Linked DNA regions of Homo sapiens: all the other regions are linked to region 3. Evidence: chromatin contacts called from ENCODE Hi-C or POLR2A ChIA-PET data. All regions are on one chromosome and are shown on one strand. Each heading gives the region's core, a stretch centred on a gene start or an enhancer-like site at or near the end of the contact. The rest is flanking DNA. Distances are from core to core; before and after follow the strand shown.

Region 1 (3,032 bases), core at 77-2,576, 360 kb before region 3:
ATCCAGGTCTACTTGCCACCCAAGCTCACTTTTTATGCTATCTCACCTGCCTCTCCAGACACTTCTATGGAAGGTATTTGGTTAGGTTGATTTGACATTGTAAGTATCTAATCACATATTCCCTGGAATTCTCTATTCACTGCCACTTAGAACAATGACTATTATTCTCAAGATACTTGAGGCCCCCTGCTGTACCCTAAAGAGTCCTATAAAACATTAACAAGCAATCAATGAGAAAATTTGCATGTTTCAGTACAAGAAAGGGCTCTGAATCTCTTGTCATCACTCTGCTGTATCTCAGCACTGTCCATGTTTGTTTTTATATTTGTTCGTCTGTTCACCAACCACCTCTCCAACTAGACGGTAAACTCCATGAGGCAGGAACCAAAACTGTGGTGTTCACCTGTCTATACTGGGTGTGCCTAGCAATAAACATTTTCTGAATAAATAAATTCTCTCTGAATGGGTAATCCCCACGTAATGCGCATGGTTTAAGTCTATTTACCAGAATTTTTGAGCAAATAGTTCTATCCTTTTTGACACATTTTCCACAGTTTGTATAATTTATTCATAGAATCCTTCTTAGACTACTAATAAATTCCTATGGGACATAGTCCTTTTATATGCGGAGGAATCCACCACCATGAAATGTTCACAAGAAATGACTTTTAAAATTTTATTTGTGGCCATGCTGATTATGAATTTCTGAATTATGTCTGGGCTGCTCTTTTTCTCGGAATATGCAAAGTGGGATACTGGCATCTCTGTATCTGGAGAGTTACAGCTTCTGAGTTAAAAGATGAATGGGAAGTAGCAGGAGAGGGAGAGATCAGAAATCTCCACTCCCTGAAACACAGACACTTCACATACCCAGGAGGTAAATTCCTGGCATGAATTGTAACAAGTATACACAGGCATTTGTACATTGTTTGCTTATGTGCTAGATGACATGGCAGTCTATGAACAGGGGCCCCACATCTGCAGGCAGGACATTCAGCCCTGTATCTTGCCACTACCATGAAATCTGAGGTTCTTTCATTTTTGTTTTTCTATTCTGATGAGATTGAGGTACACTGACTCACTGGTAAAGAAGACAATTTATTTGTGAACTTGTAGTCACTCCATTTGACGGCCTCCCTCTACTCACTGAGGCACAGCACGTGTGGAACAGGAAAAAGGCCTCTGGAGAGCTTGTGTTCCACTGGTTTCTTTGACTTTTGCCAACCAACTTTGCAAATGTTCTCAAAAGGCATTCATTACCTCTGCAGGTGTGAAATAACTCTGCAGTTCAAGGGTTTGTGAAATCACGTGAAACAGCTGAAAGCTGTTCTGGCAAAGCGACCAGAGTCAGAGTTAGCTGTCACCAAGCCACATCCTGGCTTAAACGATGTTATTTATATCTAACTGCACTCGACTCCTCCCAAAGCCTTCTGTTGAGCACCAAAACCTCACCACAGTTTCACTCTTAGCCTTTCTTTTGTGTGAAGACAAAAAAGGTTGCTTTTATAAATCTCTGTTTGAGCCCAGATGGAGTGCATTTCATGCAGGAAAATGTTGCTTATAGTGAAGTGGATGAAATAATTGCTGGGATTTCTGGGCATGCTCCACAAACCCAGAAGACTGGAGGTGAACGGGCAGGGAGAAGAGATTCCGTTGCTTTCTCATTCCTTTATTTGTGACTCTCCCTGGAAAGAGGAAAATGTAGGCATATGTAGATCAATGTGTCATTACAAAGGCTCAGTGTTCTTAGTCATAAAATGGGAGGAAGAACAGTACCCACTTCCCAGAATTGGTGAGGACCCCTGAACGGGTGCATGCCAGCTTCTCGCACAGCCCTACCAGGTAATGAGCTCCACTGTGTAGCCATCACTACTCAGAGTTAATCCGTGAAAGAGTGTGTGGGAGGAGGATAGGCCTTAGATTCCAAAGGGTGGAAATCAGTGGAAAGAGGCAGGATCTGATCATGCCTAGACCAGATGCTTCCAAGCCAGGCAGGCAATAGATGGTTAAAAGCCAAAATGCCTGCCCCTTTGGTGAAGGTTCTCATTGGTCTAAGGCATCCTGGCCAACTGACACATGATATCATGTAACGTGTTTTCCTGGGGCCCAGAAGCTTCTATGTGCAGCTTCTTTAAAGACCAAAACTGCAAGACTTTGAGTTTTGATATCTCAATATGATTTTGAAAAAATCATGGTAAAATATATATAACATAAAATTTACCATTTCTAAGTGTACAGTTCAGGGGTGTTAAGTATGTTTGCATTGTTGTGTACCCAACCACCTGAACTCTTCATCATGTAAAACTAAAGCTCTGTATCCATTACGTAAGTCCTTATTTCCCCTGGTTGCCAGGGAGCCCCTGACAACCACATCAGTTTGCTTTTTGATGACCTTATTATTTGTTTTATATATTTTTGTGATTTGTGTTTGTGGGAGTTTTTAAACAGGGGTGGGGTGGAGGTAGATCTAGAACTTATGTATTTTAGTGACCTAAATATGAAATCTTTCTAGAGTGGCAAATAGAGATATTTATTTCTCATGTCTGCCCTGGAAATAGAATTAATTTGCCATTTCAGAAATGAACCACACTGCTTTTGTCAGACTTTTCAACCTCATTCCCACATTGGAAGGCTATATGGCTTGCTGGTGAGATAACAGCCATGGTTCGGCTGAATCACTGCATTAATGATTCTAAAATATTCCCATCTAATCCCCTGTAGCTGAAGAGGATAAACACATACTGGCAAGGACTTGACAGTATGGGGACTAGCAATAGGCAGTTTGTCAAATGCAAAAATGGTTTGGAAGGGTCAAGGTTTAGCTAAAAAAAAATTCGGGCAAACTTTTCATTTATCCATGTTTCCTTTAATATTTATATTAAAATTGTTTAGTTACCCTTCAAACACATAAAACTTGTAAGTAAAATGGAGTCTGTAAGACGATCTATATTGTCCACATTTTCACTGACTCCCAGTATACCAATATAAAATATAACATATTTGAAATCTTAAATTATTAATCACCTTTTTAC
Region 2 (2,731 bases), core at 204-2,703, 330 kb before region 3:
TACAGTTATTCACCATGAGTAGATTAACTTAAGTAAATGTCACTATTTACTCTCAAATTTATTTTTTGGAAAAACTAGCGGTAAGAAATGTACTCTCATCCAGGTTCATTTCATTTGCACTCTCCACACTTCCTAATCTTTTCTAGCTATTTTCACATGTTTTAAAAAAAATGCTCACCATTTCCAACCGTAACCGGAACCAAGCAAGTATTTAATCATTTAATGCAGTTCTCTATTGACTTCCCAGAGGGAAATCTGGGGATTTTGAATGGAAATTCAGAGCAATGTCTGTGTTGCCCTTGCCCCACTCAGATTCCACTTCTCCCTAATTTATGCCTTTCTTCTCAGAAGGAGTTCATCGAGTTCATTGCCAACTTCCACTGCTTCATTACCAAATGTGAACCTCCCCCTGGCACTAGGCTTACTTTAGCATTTTTTCCTCAGGTGAGAGCGTGAAATGTCTCAGTTTAATCACTTGTGAGCAGAGAGGGCACCAGATAGCAACCCGGGCGCTCTCCCACCTGCAGCTTCGATAGGAAAGAATCAATCTAGCATATAAAAGCAGGCACAGATAAATTGCTAAACACTGTAGTACAATGACGGCATACATCTCCGGAATGAGAATCTTCAAAATCAATAAGAATTGAAATTGAAAAAGGAAGAATTGTAGCTGTCAAAATGCAGGATGCTGGCAGGTTATTCACGTTGAGGTCCATTTTGGCTTTTCTAGCCCAGGAGAATCATCTGTTAAGAAAAGTTGTCTCTAGGGTGACCTTTGTTATGTCTCTTTGAAAAAACATTGTGTCTCAGCCTAGGGACTGGATTCTTCTTCCAAATCATAATTGACCTTATCCTTCATGTCATGTTAGGGGACATTCCCCTCAGCGAGAGAGGGAAGCCCGAAGGAGAATTAGAAGCCAGTGTTCAGAGGCTCATGTGGGGAGGGGGCCTGGGTATAGTGAGGCCATGTGGGCTGGAAGGACTTTAGTTTTTGACCAAGTTTTACAATCTGTTCTATCATTTTCTGAAATTTGAAATTCTAAAAAAATCAAGGAATGTACTACCATCACAATAATAATAGCCCATTATTTACTAAGTAATTATATGTGCCTGCATTGTGCAAAGCACTTGATATACATTCTTATATATGACAATAATGGTGATAATACTGATAATAGCTAAGTTTTTTAGTATGTATTTGATGGGCATTGTGTCATGAAAGCCTTATGCCACCCCTCCAAACTATGTACAATTACGATCCCATTTTACAGATAAACAGGCTTAAGAGTGGTTGAGTACCTTGCCCAATGTCACACAGTTGGTGGGGGCTGGGGTGGACATGAATCTCACTCTGTCTCGCTCCAGAATTTTCCTGCTTTGCTTCCTTCAGTCATGTTTTACATCTGTGCATGTTAGCATTTCTGGCAGCTGACAGTTGGGCTGCCTTTGATGTTTTTTTGTCCATGACTCATTCTACTGCCCTGCAATTTCCTCACCCCAAATGGTAGGAAGTCCTTCCTCATGCCCGGTCTACTTTCAGTTATAACTTCTTGGACATGTTTCTTTTTTTCACCAAACTTAGAGCAAAGGAGATATGGAATTTTCCTTTTGGCATTTGGAAATCTGTAAGAATCGCCATCATGTGATTTAGCGTGTGTGTGTGGTTTTTTAAAACTAACATACAACCATTCACAAATTAACCACTGTACGTGTGTCCTGAAAGCATGTTTTAAACCTCATCTTCATGTAATGATTAAAAACAAAAGTTTGTTGCCTGGAAGACCCACTAGGAGTGCAAGTAGCAGCAGGGCACAGAGGAGAAAGAACTTGTCACAAACCGTGGGAACCAGAAACCTGTCCTGTCTCTCAGTTATGAGATGAAATTCAAACTGTGAGGCTCTACTTTCTGTATATCTGCATTTTAAAATGTATCTTTATTTTTCCAATCTTTTTTTTAAAGAAAGATTGTGTTAAAGGGATATATCTGGGTGCATAGGTTACCTTAAGATGTAACCAGTTAGCAGATTTGTTCAAAAGAACAATTTTGCTTTTGAAAGCAAAATTGACAGATTAATATCAATTTTTTTTTTTTAGCAAACTGTGTTTCTAAAACGTATACATTATCATTGGCTTGAGGACTGAGGGACTAAAGTCTATACACATATATTTTTCATGAGCACGATGTTTGTCTTTCAAATAGAGGTTTCATCGGTAATGGTCTCTAGGGCAGGGTGCTTCAAACTGGAAAGTACAGGAGGCACCTGGGGATCCAGTTAAAATAAAGGTTCTCATTCCAGAGCTCCAGGGTGAGACCTGAGACTGCATTTCTCCCAGGTGACATCAATGCAGCTGATTAGGGTTCATACTTTGAGAAGCAGGGCTCTCTACTACCATACAGATTTTGTTACCATGAAGAATATATAAGGAACATTATATACTAGGCGCTAATTCATATGTTGTTCAATAAATTGAACTGCTCTTTTTGTTTGCCTTTTTCCCTCCAAGATACAGTTGAATTAGTTACACAGACCTATATTCTCAGTTCTTCTGAAAGGCAAAGTAGACTTTAAATTGGCAATTGCTAATTTCAATGTAAAATATCTAAAAAGTTTAGAAGTGGGTATCAGCTTGACTTGTTTATAACTAACGAAGGGGTCTCAGGCTAAATTCTACAAGGCTGAAACTAACCAGTTGGCCAACATAAATGAGTATCTTATTTGAAAGAATCTTT
Region 3 (2,895 bases), core at 371-2,870:
AAGCAGATGCTTTTTTAACATAATGAAAATTGCAGGATGAAGAGTGTGGTTTGAAAGGGGGCTTGGTAATGACTTAGGATGCTTGAATTCAGGCCAAGGCTAGAAGTCCACATGGTAGGGATATTGCGGAGGGGCCTCTGAACAAGAAGTGGGCTTGAAAGGCTGGCTCTTCAGGGCTTTTCTGACCTGGAGATGGAGGCCCTCTCTGACAAGCCCCTGGGACTATCTCCCTTTTTCCCCACAACCCCACCTCTGCCAGTGATGACCAGTCTCTACCCTACGGTAAAACTCAGGTCCAACCACGTCCACTCCTTTTGCTAATTTCCCCTCTTTTCATTCTCCTCCCACCTCCGGGTCTGTTGACACTTGCTTGCCAATTTGCCTGACACACTGCAGACAATCTTCTCACTCAAGCATGTTTGACCTGAACATACAGCTTTCTGCTGAGCTGATCTGGAGTTTCAGTTGGCCGTTTGGGCAGCCAGACATGAATTAAGAACAGGGATAAACAAGGATGGCTTGAGCTTTAACTACACCGATTTGGCCCAATAGGCTCGGGGATAATCTATAAGACCTAACAGCTGAGGGCAATAAAATTAGCTACAAAGGGACTGCGGGGTAGAAACAATGTCTTCTGATACTTCACACAACACACACTCACACACAAAAGACACCAAAAACTCTCCGACAGAAGCCTTACAACAGCTTAGAGGAGAGGCATTGTGCTTGAAAAACTATATTTTAAAAAGCAGAGAGGAAACCCACGGTGACTGAAGTATCATTTTCCCGGTGGTGATCATGGATTTCATCCCAAGACCTGGAAATCATGTTAGAACTACAGTATCAGCCCAGCTTTGTGTCTAGGGCTTAAACTTGAAATGTTGTTTACATAAATAGTTAAGGAACACATACTGGGTTGAAGAGTGTGCTCTCCAAAAATGCATGTCCACCTAGAGCCTCAGAATGTGACCTTATTTGGAAAGAGGTCTTGGGAGATGTTATTAGTCAAGATGAGGTCATACTGGATTAGAATGGGCCCTAAATTCCGTGACTGGTGTCCTTATAAGGACATCAACGGAGGGCAGAAGGCCATGTGAAGACAAAGCGGACACTAGAGTGAATCTGCTGTAAGCCAAAGAAGGCCAAAGATTGCGGAAAGGAAGGATTCTTCCCCAGAACTTTCAGAGAGAGCATGATTCTGCTGACACTTTAGTTTTGGACATCCAGCATCTTGAACTGGGAGGGAATGCATTTTGGTTGTTTTATGCCACTCATGTTGTGCCAATTTGTTACAGCAGTCCTAGGAAGCTAACATAATACACTCCCAATTCCCTCTTCTTTTATACAATTGTACAACCCTATTTGAAACATGGAAAAGGCTCTTAGTTCTCACAAAAAAATCTCATTATATTTGGAGTTCAACTTCTGAACACGGGTTTAGAAACAAATAGGGTCTGATTTCACTGATTTTCAAAGGGCTTTCTTTGTAATGACTGGGGTTTGTTTTATTTGTTTGCTTGTTTCCAGGAGAAGAGAAGATTGGCCTCAGACACTTCCGTCTTCAGACCTGTGCCTCTCCTTTGAGGATCCCTTCCCCGAAGCTGCCAAGGAGAACCTTCCCTCACATTGTTCCTCCTTTGTTCCCCGCTCTCCTTTTCCAGGCTGAGAGACCTGGGGCCTTGGAAGCAAGCACACGCTGGCTGAGCTGTGATTCCTCCATGTTGATTATAATTTTTATCACATTATATGGGATCCCTCTGGTGGTTACTAGGGGATACGTCAGTTTTGAGAGATTGGAACCTAACCAAAGAAGCTTCAAATCTAGAGGATAAGGGGACTCAGAGTTTACAAGTCACAGCAAGCAGATGCTGGTCTGCTTTAGGTGCCTCTTACGGGGATTGTGAGAGGGCTCCTGGGGCCTGAGGAGGGTCTTCTGAGGTGTGAAAGGCTGTACTGGTGGTCCCTGAAAGCCATCGTCATTTGTGTGAGGAGGAGTACTGGAGGAGCTGTCTTACCACATGAAAAACAGCATGGAGCATCCCAGCCACATCAAAGGCACGGTTTGAGCCTTGGGCTGTAGAGGCTCAGAGAGAGTGACAAATAAGACCCTGGTGAGAGACCAATGGGGACAGTATTTCCAGACTTTGGCATGAAACAGATTTCTGAGCACCTCATGAAATGTCTGCAAGGGCAGCTCCTCAGAGTGACCCTCCCAAATCAATCAAAGCTGGCCCCCTATCTTAATTATGACTTACAAATAGAAGCATGCACCTGGCTGGATGCAGTTTGCCACATGGTTTACAATAGCGGTAGAATAAGAAATAACTTACCAAACGAGTACATTTTCTTGGCTGGCTGGGGCACTCAGAGTTGACACTGGTAAGGCTCCATTAAAATGCCTTTATGTTCTGATATACACAGATGTGTTAATTTATAGCATATTCATCAGAAGACATAAATTAATTGCTCTCTGATGAATTTTATAACACCTCCTTTATGCCTCTCCACCCTCCCCCTCCAAAGTACACTGAAAAGGTCAACAGCACTATCGAATGCAGCACACTTCAACTTCCTTCCAAGCTTATAATTAAAGCTAATTAGTAGCTTTGGTAATTAGCGCATGTAAGCTTTCTGCTTTCTGAATTAATAAGACTGAGTCAGGTTTTGAGCCAAGTAGACTTTTCACTCACTGGTTCTGATTCTTGAACTGTGTTTGGCTGGTTAATTTAAAACATGTCTGTTGAAAGTGGAATACTAGAAAGAAAACATACTTGTGATGGTCTGCTCTCAAGCCAGTGTGATTTATGAACAGGCCAAAGTGGAACTGTTGTCACAAGAGAAAATCAGAATGCTCTGGGTTTCCAATAACTGACCAGTCTCAACCTCTCAGTGTGA

Evidence for each region. A loop is a pair of places that touch in the nucleus more often than their neighbours do. ChIA-PET counts read pairs that join two places held with the same protein, here RNA polymerase II (POLR2A). Pooled maps may share reads with other maps.
Region 1: a loop to region 3 is called in a pooled map, with 2.5 times the contacts of the local background. The contact joins two enhancer-like sites. A Hi-C loop is called at or near these places in 2 of 50 pooled maps. POLR2A ChIA-PET finds 5 or more read pairs at or near these places in 2 of 52 experiments (B cell and activated T-cell).
Region 2: a pooled map shows a loop between it and region 3 (2.2-fold over the local background). The contact joins two enhancer-like sites. A Hi-C loop is called at or near these places in 1 of 168 maps with a recorded cell type or tissue (PC-9) and 2 of 50 pooled maps. POLR2A ChIA-PET finds 5 or more read pairs at or near these places in 2 of 52 experiments (AG04450 and WTC11).

What each region holds. Positions count from the first base shown.
Region 1 is chr3:59,450,190-59,453,221 of GRCh38, forward strand. All of the region lies in intron 5 of CFAP20DC-DT (CFAP20DC divergent transcript), which reads left to right. Among named protein-coding and RNA genes, the nearest start is that of CFAP20DC-DT, 360 kb to the left of the region's middle. Within about 2 kb of position 1,327, at least 8 of the 41 ENCODE cell types and tissues checked have a DNase peak (open chromatin) inside an H3K27ac peak, as active enhancers do.
Region 2 is chr3:59,479,123-59,481,853 of GRCh38, forward strand. The region is part of intron 5 of CFAP20DC-DT (CFAP20DC divergent transcript); the gene reads left to right. Among named protein-coding and RNA genes, the nearest start is that of CFAP20DC-DT, 390 kb to the left of the region's middle. Within about 2 kb of position 1,454, at least 2 of the 41 ENCODE cell types and tissues checked have a DNase peak (open chromatin) inside an H3K27ac peak, as active enhancers do.
Region 3 is chr3:59,808,205-59,811,099 of GRCh38, forward strand. The region is part of intron 8 of FHIT (fragile histidine triad diadenosine triphosphatase); the gene reads right to left. CFAP20DC-DT (CFAP20DC divergent transcript) reads left to right here. Exons shown (of 7, transcript XR_002959675.2): 7 at 1,528-2,895. Among named protein-coding and RNA genes, the nearest start is that of CFAP20DC-DT, 720 kb to the left of the region's middle. RefSeq lists enhancers at 1-634, 1,269-1,902, 1,903-2,536. Within about 2 kb of position 1,621, at least 2 of the 41 ENCODE cell types and tissues checked have a DNase peak (open chromatin) inside an H3K27ac peak, as active enhancers do.